Regions from separate parts of the Homo sapiens genome. Here region 1 is linked to region 2. Evidence: chromatin loops called from intact Hi-C (ENCODE). Cell type or tissue: HepG2. All regions are shown on one strand. Each heading gives the region's core, and the rest is flanking DNA. Links, peaks and the distances in the headings are about the cores only. Region 1 overlaps KCNH7 (potassium voltage-gated channel subfamily H member 7). Region 2 overlaps KCNH7 (potassium voltage-gated channel subfamily H member 7).

Region 1 (5,393 bases), core at 341-5,340, 83 kb before region 2:
TGGGATATCATTTAATACCTTCTATGACAAATCCTAATTTCTCCACATTCTTCTCTCCCTACCGTGGGGAAAGTAGGGTAAATGTCCAGTACTTAGAGAGGTGAAAAAGAAAACACATTACTAATTTTCAGAATATTAACCCAGTTATAATTTCAGTACCTTAGCAGAGATGAGATAAATGAAGATAAAAATAGCTAAATCATCAGTCCTATGCCTATCCTCCTATTAAGTAGATTATGATTTTGCTTACATAATATTGGGAGAAAACCAGGGCTAGGAAATTGGAAAATATTTTAATAAATTCTGTGTCATATGTAAGTTAATAAAATTACAGAATCTTTGTCTTCAGAAATACACATACAAATACAATGTTCTAACCACTTTTATTTTCTGGCTCAATGGCAGAATAGCCCTAGCATGTAGTGAATTGAAATGATATTCCTAAATCCTAGGCCTTGGGAGAACAGCAGTTAATAGTAGCTGTTTCTTGAAGATGGTGTGGAAAGCTATACCTAGGTGGAAGAAAAAAAAATCCTCATTTAGCTGTTCTCTAAAGGAACTGTGGTACATCAAATTAAAATGTAAATGAGTCCCCAGGTGTTCAGGTGAGGCTTGCCTGCCCATTCTCCATAACCTCTCAGGTTATATTGCTATAATGTACTTTTTCAAAAAGTTAAGAACAATGCCCCAATATGATGTTGAATGAATATACCACATTCTCTTGACCTTATTTCCAACTTTGGGTAATGTGTGACTGTGTCTCTTTTCCAGCTCATTCTGAGGTTCAATTTAACCCAGCTGTGTTATGTAAAAGTGCTAGTGAGAGAAAGAGACACACAGTAAGTGTCATCTTCCCCAAGCTCCCTATTCTCCTAAAGGTAGCTTAGAATCTGAACCCTCCTAGAGACGGCCCAGTTTGGGCCTAAATTAGACTTAATTTAGATTTGGATTCAGACTCTTCCTGACGATAATCTGCTGGCAGGTTTGTCCCAGGACCAGACCCGTCCCCAGAGTGTTATGCACTGTTAGACCCTTTTCCTGCCCCTCCACCCATTCAAATTGTTGACTATTCAGGAGTCGCTATTATTCGTGTCTCAGTCTCTTTTGGGAGCCTCTCCACTCCCCAGTTTCCCCTCCCTTTCTTCTACTTTCTGCCAACTCTCCCTTCAAAAAGGAGGAAAAACCAGTAAGAAGTTTGCCTTAACTTCATTTATGCTCTCTTAGCACTTTCTCCCTTAACTAACTCATCTTGCCTCTGGGCCAAAATACCTAAAATGCCTTCACAGTGAAATCTAAAAGCAATATCAATAAAAAGGTTAGACTAAATGATCTCTGAGGGCCCTCCTGGACATGAGTTCTGTGACTTCATATAAGGACAACAACGCAAGGGAAAAATCCAATACAGTCCCTTAAAAAATCCTGTAAGTATTGAAAATCCGTATGTATGAAATGCTGAGTGGGGACAGGCTCCAAAAAAAGAAAAAAAGAAAAATGCATTCTCTAGTCTCAACAACCCTATTACCTCATTATGAAGTATAGAAGAACTCCATGCAAGAAAAGTTAAATAATACTTGAGAAATCCATTTTTTCATTTATGATAAAGGAACTGTTAGTCTTGTGGGGCTTTACTTATAGATGAAGTAAACAATTACAAAGGGACACATGGGGAACGTAGAGGATACTTTGGGTTTGTGTAGGAAAAGCACCCAACCACATCCCATAGGAGAAGGCAGAAATGTCTGTTTTGAAAATGTGATGTCTCAGCAAAACCTTGAAAACTGCGTGAAGAGTGTGTGTGTGTTGGGGGGCTGGCGGTGTCTGTGTGTTGTACTTGTTTGGTAGAGCCATTATCAAATTGAATCAAAGGGGAATAATGGTCTGTTATTATAAGTGTTATTCAAAGGGAATAGCACTTGTAATGGTCCAGAAGTTGGTGAAACAGCACCTCCTTTTCAGGCAACTAATAGTACTTCAGTCTGGCTGGAAAGCAACTAAGTAGCAATATAAAACCATACAGTAATGTACAGTTCAAGTGATGCCATAGAAAATAAGTGAATTGCCAGGTGTATGAGGTAGACAGAATGCTGTGGCTTCATTAGTTAAATAACAAGTTACTAGAAATGAGTTACACTAACACATGTGGAGAGGATAGGATGACAAGCTATTCCTAGTACAGTTAACAATGTGATTAAAGGCAGAGTTGGAAGAATGCATGGAACCTTCAGCGGATGTTAGGTGGGACCATTTGACAAAAGTCAGGATATGAAAAGAGATTCACTGGACAAAATTTGCCACCTCCAAACATACCTTTCTCCTAATGCTAAATAAAAAGAAAAATTTTGATAACTCCACAAAGTGATCCCCACTTGCCCACCAGAAGGGAGAGGAAATTATACTAACTTAGAAAATCAGAGAAATGGCTTCTGAGTACAGAACTGCGCCCACATTATGCCCAGCTATGGTCCAGATGAGAAATGCCCAGGTTACACCCCAGAGTTTTGTATGGTTCTGTGTTTATAGTATGAGCTAAACCTACTAAAGAAAATTTTGTTTGGAGTTAAAAGTACTGAATTACGTTGCTGATAGCTAATCATACTATCAAACCCTCCCACAGAGTCTCTCTCTGGTCTGGGCCATACCAGTATCCGACTGGCTGAACTATTTGTTGTTGTGCCCTGTGTGTGGATATGGTGAACACATAGGAGTCAGGTTTTATATTTAGAACATGACTCCTTTGTAAACATACTTTGTAAACATACAAAGTCCAAGTACACCCGCAACTACTACATTTGGGAACTAGCATAATAGAATGAAACTGTCTAGGAAATATAAATTTGGAACGTTTATTAGGTCTAGAAACATCTAAAAGAATAAGTCAGATTTTGTAAATTAAGAAAACTCATAAGGCAGCGATGTTCATATTTTTGTAATTCTTTAACTATATTTGTATCTTCAAGCTAGCTGAATTTGTTAGATTTGGAGGGGCCCAAAGTATAACTTATTTTGGTAAAATCTAGTACTTTAAAATTGTATATTTTTATGTAAAGATATATAAAATATAGAATATTAGCTATAATTTACATTCAGAAAATAATTTGTATAACTTATAATGTGCTTGGAATTTTCATTCAACTTAAGTATGCAATTGTTATTGAAATATTAACTGTTAATAAAGATTATTTTACATAGCTTTAATGATTACTTGTTAATTTCTCTGTGATACAAATGAAACACTAGGTAATAATTCACAATTTTTTTCAAAACATGTTCTTAATATTTCAAAATTTAACAACTATGCAATCAATAAGCCATTTTTCTCAATTTTCAAAAACCCTATTTTCCTAATTATAACATGAATGTCCATTGGCAAATAAAGATATGAAAAAAATTAAATTTTTAGTCCCACCACCAACAAATAATCACTATTCATAGTTTCATAAATTCATTTCTAGACTTTCTTTTTTTTTTTTGAGACTGAGTCTCACCCTGTCGTCCAGGCTGGAGTGCAGTGGGACAATCTTGGCTCACTGCAACTTCCACCTGCTGGGTTCAAGCAATTCTCCTGCCTCAGCCTCCCAAGTAGCCAAGACTACAGGTGCGCAGCACCATGCTCGGCTATTTTTTTTTTTTTTTTTTTTTGTATTTTTAGTAGAGACGGGGTTTCACCATATTGGCCAGGCTGGTCTCGAACTCCTGACCTCGTGATCTGCCCTCCTCGGCCTCCCAGAGTGCTGGGATTACAGACATGAGCCACTGCACCTGGCCTCTAGTCTTATTTTTAATCTTTCTCCATTTTAAAAATTAGTGTTATAATATATACATGTTTTTATATGGACATTATTTTGAACATTAGTCCAAGTCAATATGTATGCTCAAAAAACAATTTTAGTGATAATATAACATTCCCAACTATAAACATAATAATTTAGTTGCTTTTTGAATGCTATAAAATTTAAGCTGTTTCTCGCTTTTATCTTAATAAAGATAGCATTTTGATGGCTATCTTTGTTTATATATTTTGTTTAAGATGCTGATTATTTCAATGACATAGATTTCTAGAACTATTGAATCAAAATATATAACTTTAAAAATGATCTTGTCACATTTCTTCTCAAGATATTTTGTTTGCTTGCTTTGGAACCAAGTTAGACTAAAGTTTATAAGGCTGAACACTGTTTATCTTGCTCATCCTGGTAGGCAGAAAATAGTCATCTGCTCAAATTCTCATTTATATGATACATAGCGAGGTGGAAGGATTTTCACATTTATAAGCCATTTGTATTGCTTCTATTAACTATCCCTTATTTTACTGTCTTTCCAATTAATTGAATAGAACTTAGGATTTAAAACAGCGAGTTGAATAAAATAATTTAAGAAACAATGACAGTAAATGTCACCTTATAACTGAATGAATACTTAAAAATTAATCAACTTTTCATTTACTGCTGGTTAAATCAATGATGATTTTAATTAACACAATAAATTCAGGGTTTTTTGGTTTAAGTTTGGCTTTGACTTCTGAATTCCTAAACCAGCCTTCTCACTGAAAATTTGTACATTGTCACAGTTTTCTTTCACTTACTTATACTCTTTGTTTCTCCTGGGCTACAGACTCAAATATATTACTCAGTAGCAGACAAAAATTCTGGAAAAAAAATTCATGGGCCACAGAAATGAATTCTTAACAATAGAATTTAAGGGGAGATTTATTTATACACAAAGGAATTATCTTCCACTATGTAATCAGCCACTGCTTATAAAATCTATCCAAACAATAAATATTTTTGTTAAAATTAAAATAAATATATGTATATGTATATTTGGAGTTTACTAGACGGTATGCAATACATCCCCCTAATATACTAACATAAAAATACAAAAAGTCTTGGCATATTGGAGTAAATATTAAATAATTATTCTGAATCTTATTTGTATTAAGCCATAGGTGGAAACTCAGTCTTTTTAACTTGTAAAAGTTGTGGAAAATTTATTTCTGACTTTGTCATGGGTCTATTTCAATGCTAAGAAAAGCAAATTATCAAGCTCAATAATAGAGACAGTGCAAGCTTTCAAGGGGAAAGGGTGAATACTGTAAAATGAAACTTTAAGCAACTGGAATATCTTCTTATATTAGAATATTTTCCATCAGCGAAATGATAGTTGTGGAATTCACACTGAAGCAGAATTTTAGTACTCACATCTATCACCTTCCAGGCATCTAGAAATCAAAACAAGAAAAGTCTTTCAAAAGAATGGAGGTTTTACTTTTTCCTAGCAATTTGAAAAATAAAAATGCATTCAGTATTCCTTTCCCAAAAGTTTTAGTTGTGATTCTCTAGGTGTCTGTTTATTGCTGGCCACTGGACCATTATAAAAGTCTGATAGCTGCTAAA
Region 2 (5,393 bases), core at 165-5,164:
ACATAAAATACACATTTGCCTCAATAGCTACATTACTTCCTCAAATTTGTATCTCAGTTTTTAGACCTCAAGCTAAGGAACAAAGAAATTTTCCATAGAGCTGGTTTATAAGAGGGCTTTTACAGTGTTTTTACTATTCTCCACTGGAGCTGAAAGTCATTCTTTATTTTGAAGATGAAGAGCTGCAATAGTAATATAGTTTCCCATTCAGTAAGCATTACTATAGAAACAATCTCTTTTTCAGATTAATTTAGTTAAAGGTTTTATACTGTAACTAATGTTTACTATTCTCATGTATTTGGAAGTTTCCTCTTTTTAAAGATTAAATTTGACATAGAAAAAGGAAACATGGCATGGTTGCAAAAAAGAAATCTGAGGAAAATTTACTCAGAGTTGCAAAAAATTTTATGTCATGTGCCTCTCCCACCCCCCAGGATTTGAACATCGTATCTATTTCTAAGATCAAGAAAATTGCCAGTAGTTGAAAATGTTGCGGGAAGTCAGGGACCCCGAACGGAGGGACCGGCTGAAGCCATGGCAGAAGAACGTGGATTGTGAAGATTTCATGGACATTTATTAGTTCCTCAAATTAATACTTTTATAATTTCTTACGCCTGTCTTTACTGCAATCTCTGAACATAAATTGTGAAGATTTCATGGACACTTATCACTTCCCCAATCAATATCCTTGTGATTTCCTATGCCTGTCTTTACTTTAATCTCTTAATCCCATCATCTTCATAAGCTGAGGAGGATGTATGTCCGCTTAGGACGCTGTGATGATTGTGTTAACTGCACAAATTGTTTGTAGAGCATGTGTGTTTGAACAATATGAAATCTGGGTACCTTGAAGAAAGAACAGGATAACAACAATGTTCAGGGAACAAGAGAGATAACCTTAAACTCTGACCGCCGGTGAGCCAGGCGGAACAGAGCCATATTTCTCTTCTTTCAAAAGCAAATGGGAGAAATATCACTGAATTCTTTTTCTCAGCAAGGAACATCCCTGAGAAACAGAATGCATCCCTGAGTGTAGGCCTCTGAAATGGCTGCTTCGGGGGGGCGGCGTCTTTTATGGTCGAAGCTGTAGGGATGAAATAAGCCCCAGTCTCCCGTAGCGCTCCCAGGCTTATTAGGACGAGGAAATTCCCGTCTAATAAATTTTGGTCAGACCAGTTGTCTGCTCTCAAACCCTGTCTCCTGATAAGATGTTATCAATGACAATGAGTGCCCGAAACTTCACTAGCAATTTTAATTTCACCTCGGTCCTGTGGTCCTGTGATCTTGCCCTGCCTCCATTTGCCTTGTGATATCTTATTACCTTGTGAAGCATGTGATCTCTGTGACCCACACCCTATTCGTACACTCCCTGCCCTTCTGAAAATCACTAATAAAAACTTGCTGGTTTTACAGCTCAGGGGGCATCACGGAACCTGCCAACATGTGATGTCTCCCCTGGACACCCAGCTTTAAAATTTCTCTTTTGTACTCTGTCCCTTTATTTCTCAGACTGGCCGACACTTAGGGAAAATAGAAAAGAATCTATGTGAAATATTGGGGGTGAATTTCACCCGATATCTGGCTGAATTTCCCCCGATAGAGTAAAATACATTATTTATTCATTAACATGGATGTTAATGAATGCCCAAATTGGTATAACCACACCAGAGAGCCCCCATGTGAGTATCATTTGGAAGATTGTGTTACCTAGCAACACCCAATCAGGGACAGTCCCTATTCATACATACATACAGCATTTGGGTAATTGGTGTCTGTACCATTTGTGTTTGGAACAGTCCATCAAGAGAGTGTCTGTTTATGTGATGACTACATGATCATCCATGCTCAATTTTGGTTAAGATGTTATCACTTTCACAGGACTTGAATGGACTTTTTAATTTGACATTTACAAAATGAAGAAATCTATCAAAAAGAAAGTATGGGTATTGCATGCATTGATTTATTAAGCTGTTATTTTAAGCACATAGAAACTTAATTAGGTGTATATTATGCTGCTGTGTTTGCTTTCATTCCCAATCCCCTCTCACTGAGAGATTTTAACCCTAAGAGGCTGAAATCAGTCCACCATCTTGTCCTGTCTTCTGCCCTATCTCCCTTATCCAAATTCATGTTTCTGGCTTCTTTGCTCTTGTGATGACCCAGCCAGATCACAAGCAGTGTCCCTCAGATATTGTCAACATTTGCAAACATGTTTACGGGAATGCTGTTTTGCTGCTGCAGCTCCTGTAATTGTTCTCAAGCCTTGCTACAGCACTGACTTCCTCCAACCTCCACTTCCTGCCTTTAACTCATAACTTACAGATTCCAATTTGGTCCTATCCTCACTGCTTACTATAAGATCTTGCTTTTTCTTTGGTATCTAATACCCTAGGAAATGTCACAGGATTCTTAGTCTTTCATGGCATTACCGATCGGATCTGCTCCTTTAAAGAACCTCATATCTAGCTTCAAGTTTACTAGGTCAGTGGACTCCCTGGTGATCTTTTGTTATCACTGACACCAGGCCTGCGCTGGCTACAGTGGCCCATTTGTCACCCACTAATCAGGGTAGCCACTTGGCTAAAACTGAGTTCACATTGAATGATAATCTTTCCCGGTCTAGCTGCTATCTACATCATTCTTTGACAATATTCTGAGTTGTTCTACCAGCTCATAGGCAACGTCATATACCTTCCTACATATGTAGGAGTAGGAGTAGGAGAGACTCATGTCCTTGCAGGATCCCTCTATGAAAATTTTCTTCCTAAAAAGAAAAGGCAGCTATGTTAGTCATTATCTCTGTTTATCCCACCACATTTTTCTTCTCTCTCTGATTCAGGAGTAAAAGTCGTGTTTCTCTGCAAATCCAGGGTTATGTGGTTGGAGAAAATTCTCACACTGATTTTAAGGCTTCAAATTTAATGTCGGGCTTGTAAGTACTCTGACATTAGAAGGATACACAGATACCAATTCACACATCCTTATTTTGTGTGATAATAGCTGATTGTAGGCTTAATTCAGATCATAATTTTTCAGGCCAAAAGATGGCTATATTTCTCTCTCTGTACTGGACACTGTGGCCCTAAGCCCAGACATCTTCCTTAGGGCTGAGACAGCCCAGCTGCTGGAAATACCAGCTGTTCCAGGTACACTGCTGCCCCTCCCTGGAAATTGTAGTTTAAGGCAGGAAACTACCTTATCCAGCATTATGGCCTTTGCCGTGGTGTGGCTATAACCAGTGACTCGTAGATACAGGGATGCAAAGGCCAGGTACCCTGGCTTCAATTTGGCAGAATTCTGAAGGGGCTATCCCTGCATTTGAGCTCCAGGAGGACTGGCCGATGCTTCAGCTCCATTTGAAAATCAGTTTAACTTCCTCTTCTTAATCCTGTCTTTTTAATAGCCATAACCCATGAGAGTACTCCCTCAATAAGCCTTTTCACAATCTACTTTCAGGAATCCAATCTAAGATACCCTCCCACCACCCCAACCCTTTGTGAGGGGACAGATCTCTGCTTATGACCTTTACAACAAACCTTACTTTACTCCCCATACAGATCCTCTCCTATTTCATCATGGTGTCTAATTTGCTTGACTACTTGAACTTAAGTTTCCCTCTACTTTTCAGTCCATAATTCAACCTAGCAGAACCAAGCAGGAATAAAACTGCTTCTAATTATATTTAATTGGGTTTTTGCAGTAAAAATATGACATAATCAAGGTTCTAAGAATTTATAGAAATGATGAAAAATTGAGTGAAGGAGATGATTGGAAATTTGCAGTTGTATTGTGAGAAAAATCAATGATTGAAAGTAGATGGATAATTTTGCAGAGATTTTTTGTTTTTCCACAAGAAAATGATTGTTTCTAATATCCCTATATGTAGTCTTAAGTTAGAAGAATTGGTTGAAGTCAAAAGTGGGTGTCATAGTTTTCTTCCAAACTGTAATAGATGAGAATCAATTCACACAGGAAAGAAGTAGGGAGAGAGAGAGAGAGAGAGAAAGAGGGAGAGAATATAGTAGCAGCAGATGGATGAGGTCTTCTCAAACTGGAAAAGTTTAGTAAAGCCAATTTTTGAAGCCCCATTACCATAGGAAATAGGTTATAAATGTAGTTGTTATCATTGTAATTTTATGAGAAATGTGACTAGCACATATATGTAAGCAAATAAATTGAAAACTAAAAGGAATATCAAGAATCAACTAATCTTAGGGGATCTTAGGGGAGGTCAATGTTGAAGGGCTTTGGTGGGAGAAGGGTGAGTTAGTTATTCAACTTCTGAAATCATAAGCAAAATTGTGTGTATGCATTTATCTATATTTATTTCAAAGAGAAATCAGGATTTTCATTAGATTCTCATGTAGATATTTATGACCCAAGAAAACACCAAACCTTGGGTAAAACTAAAATTAATCACGGAAACTGCTGTTTTGTGCTAACCTGACGTGAATTTTCTGCATGAATTTGGCAAAATATTTAACATTTTTGCATGTATAGATTAAAGTGATAATTATAGACTTTTCACAGAGAAAGATGATGGGACTATCTATGTTTTCTTGGTTAAGAACCAAAAAGTTGTTAGTTACATATGCCAGGATTGATGAAGATGCAGCCTCTAAATTTATATTCAGCATCTTCACAAAAATGACATGTCCTGAGAAAGACATTATAGTAGTAGTTAATTATAACTACTATAATTATATTCATGCATATTAACAACTATATGCCTTCTTAGATGAAAAGGATGTGTTTAAACAAAATTATAATCATGTAAGCAGTTTACCAGTACTTGTAATTCTTTCTGGAAATGTGTAAAAGTATGTGCAAAACTTTATTCTGTTTCTCTTATTTCACATTTATTGAGCATTATAGTAAATAGGTTAAATAGTATCTATTTTAATTATTCAAGTTAGAAATCAAATATAATAAAATCTGAAGACTTAACTTACAAGGATGATTTTCAGTGTTAAGATCCATAACAGGATTACACTCATCTATGTTTTATATTTCATGCCTGAAAGTGCTAACATTGAGCAAAATTCTCAATGTGCATTCTTTCCGGATGAACTGCAGTTAGACAACTAAATCTGTAATGCAATATAACATGGTCCTATTAACCTAGTGATGCAGAAAAGACCATCTGTACCACACTGGATATGACTAAACTATAGGAATAAACTAAATGCCTATGTGGTAATTAATTTAAGAAAGCCAGTGAATTGTTTTTTAAAGGAGGAGTGTAAAGTAAATGATGAAAAATTAATAAAAGTAGTCATTGACTTTCAATGCATCGTAATAAGCTTGCAGAATTGATTTGTAAACTGCTTTAAAACTCAATTTCATGTGCATTAAAGACTAATCAAATGACTTCGATGCAGTTCACTGATTTT

The links. A loop is a pair of places that touch in the nucleus more often than their neighbours do. Peaks named below come from ENCODE experiments on the same cell type or tissue, not always from the same donor. Only the 100,000 strongest peaks of a DNase experiment are listed, where the experiment ranks them.
Region 1: it touches region 2 in a loop (2.0-fold over the local background); 1 of 110 quality-filtered maps calls a loop at or near these places.

The regions. Positions count from the first base shown.
Region 1 is chr2:162,605,467-162,610,859 of GRCh38, reverse strand. The region is part of intron 2 of KCNH7 (potassium voltage-gated channel subfamily H member 7); the gene reads left to right. Among named protein-coding and RNA genes, the nearest start is that of KCNH7-AS1, 160 kb to the left of the region's middle. In HepG2, for the core only: no CTCF peak of the experiment used is centred there; a DNase peak (open chromatin) is centred at 2,699.
Region 2 is chr2:162,522,156-162,527,548 of GRCh38, reverse strand. All of the region lies in intron 3 of KCNH7 (potassium voltage-gated channel subfamily H member 7), which reads left to right. Among named protein-coding and RNA genes, the nearest start is that of GCA, 180 kb to the right of the region's middle. In HepG2, for the core only: a CTCF peak has its summit at 3,162; a DNase peak (open chromatin) is centred at 3,168.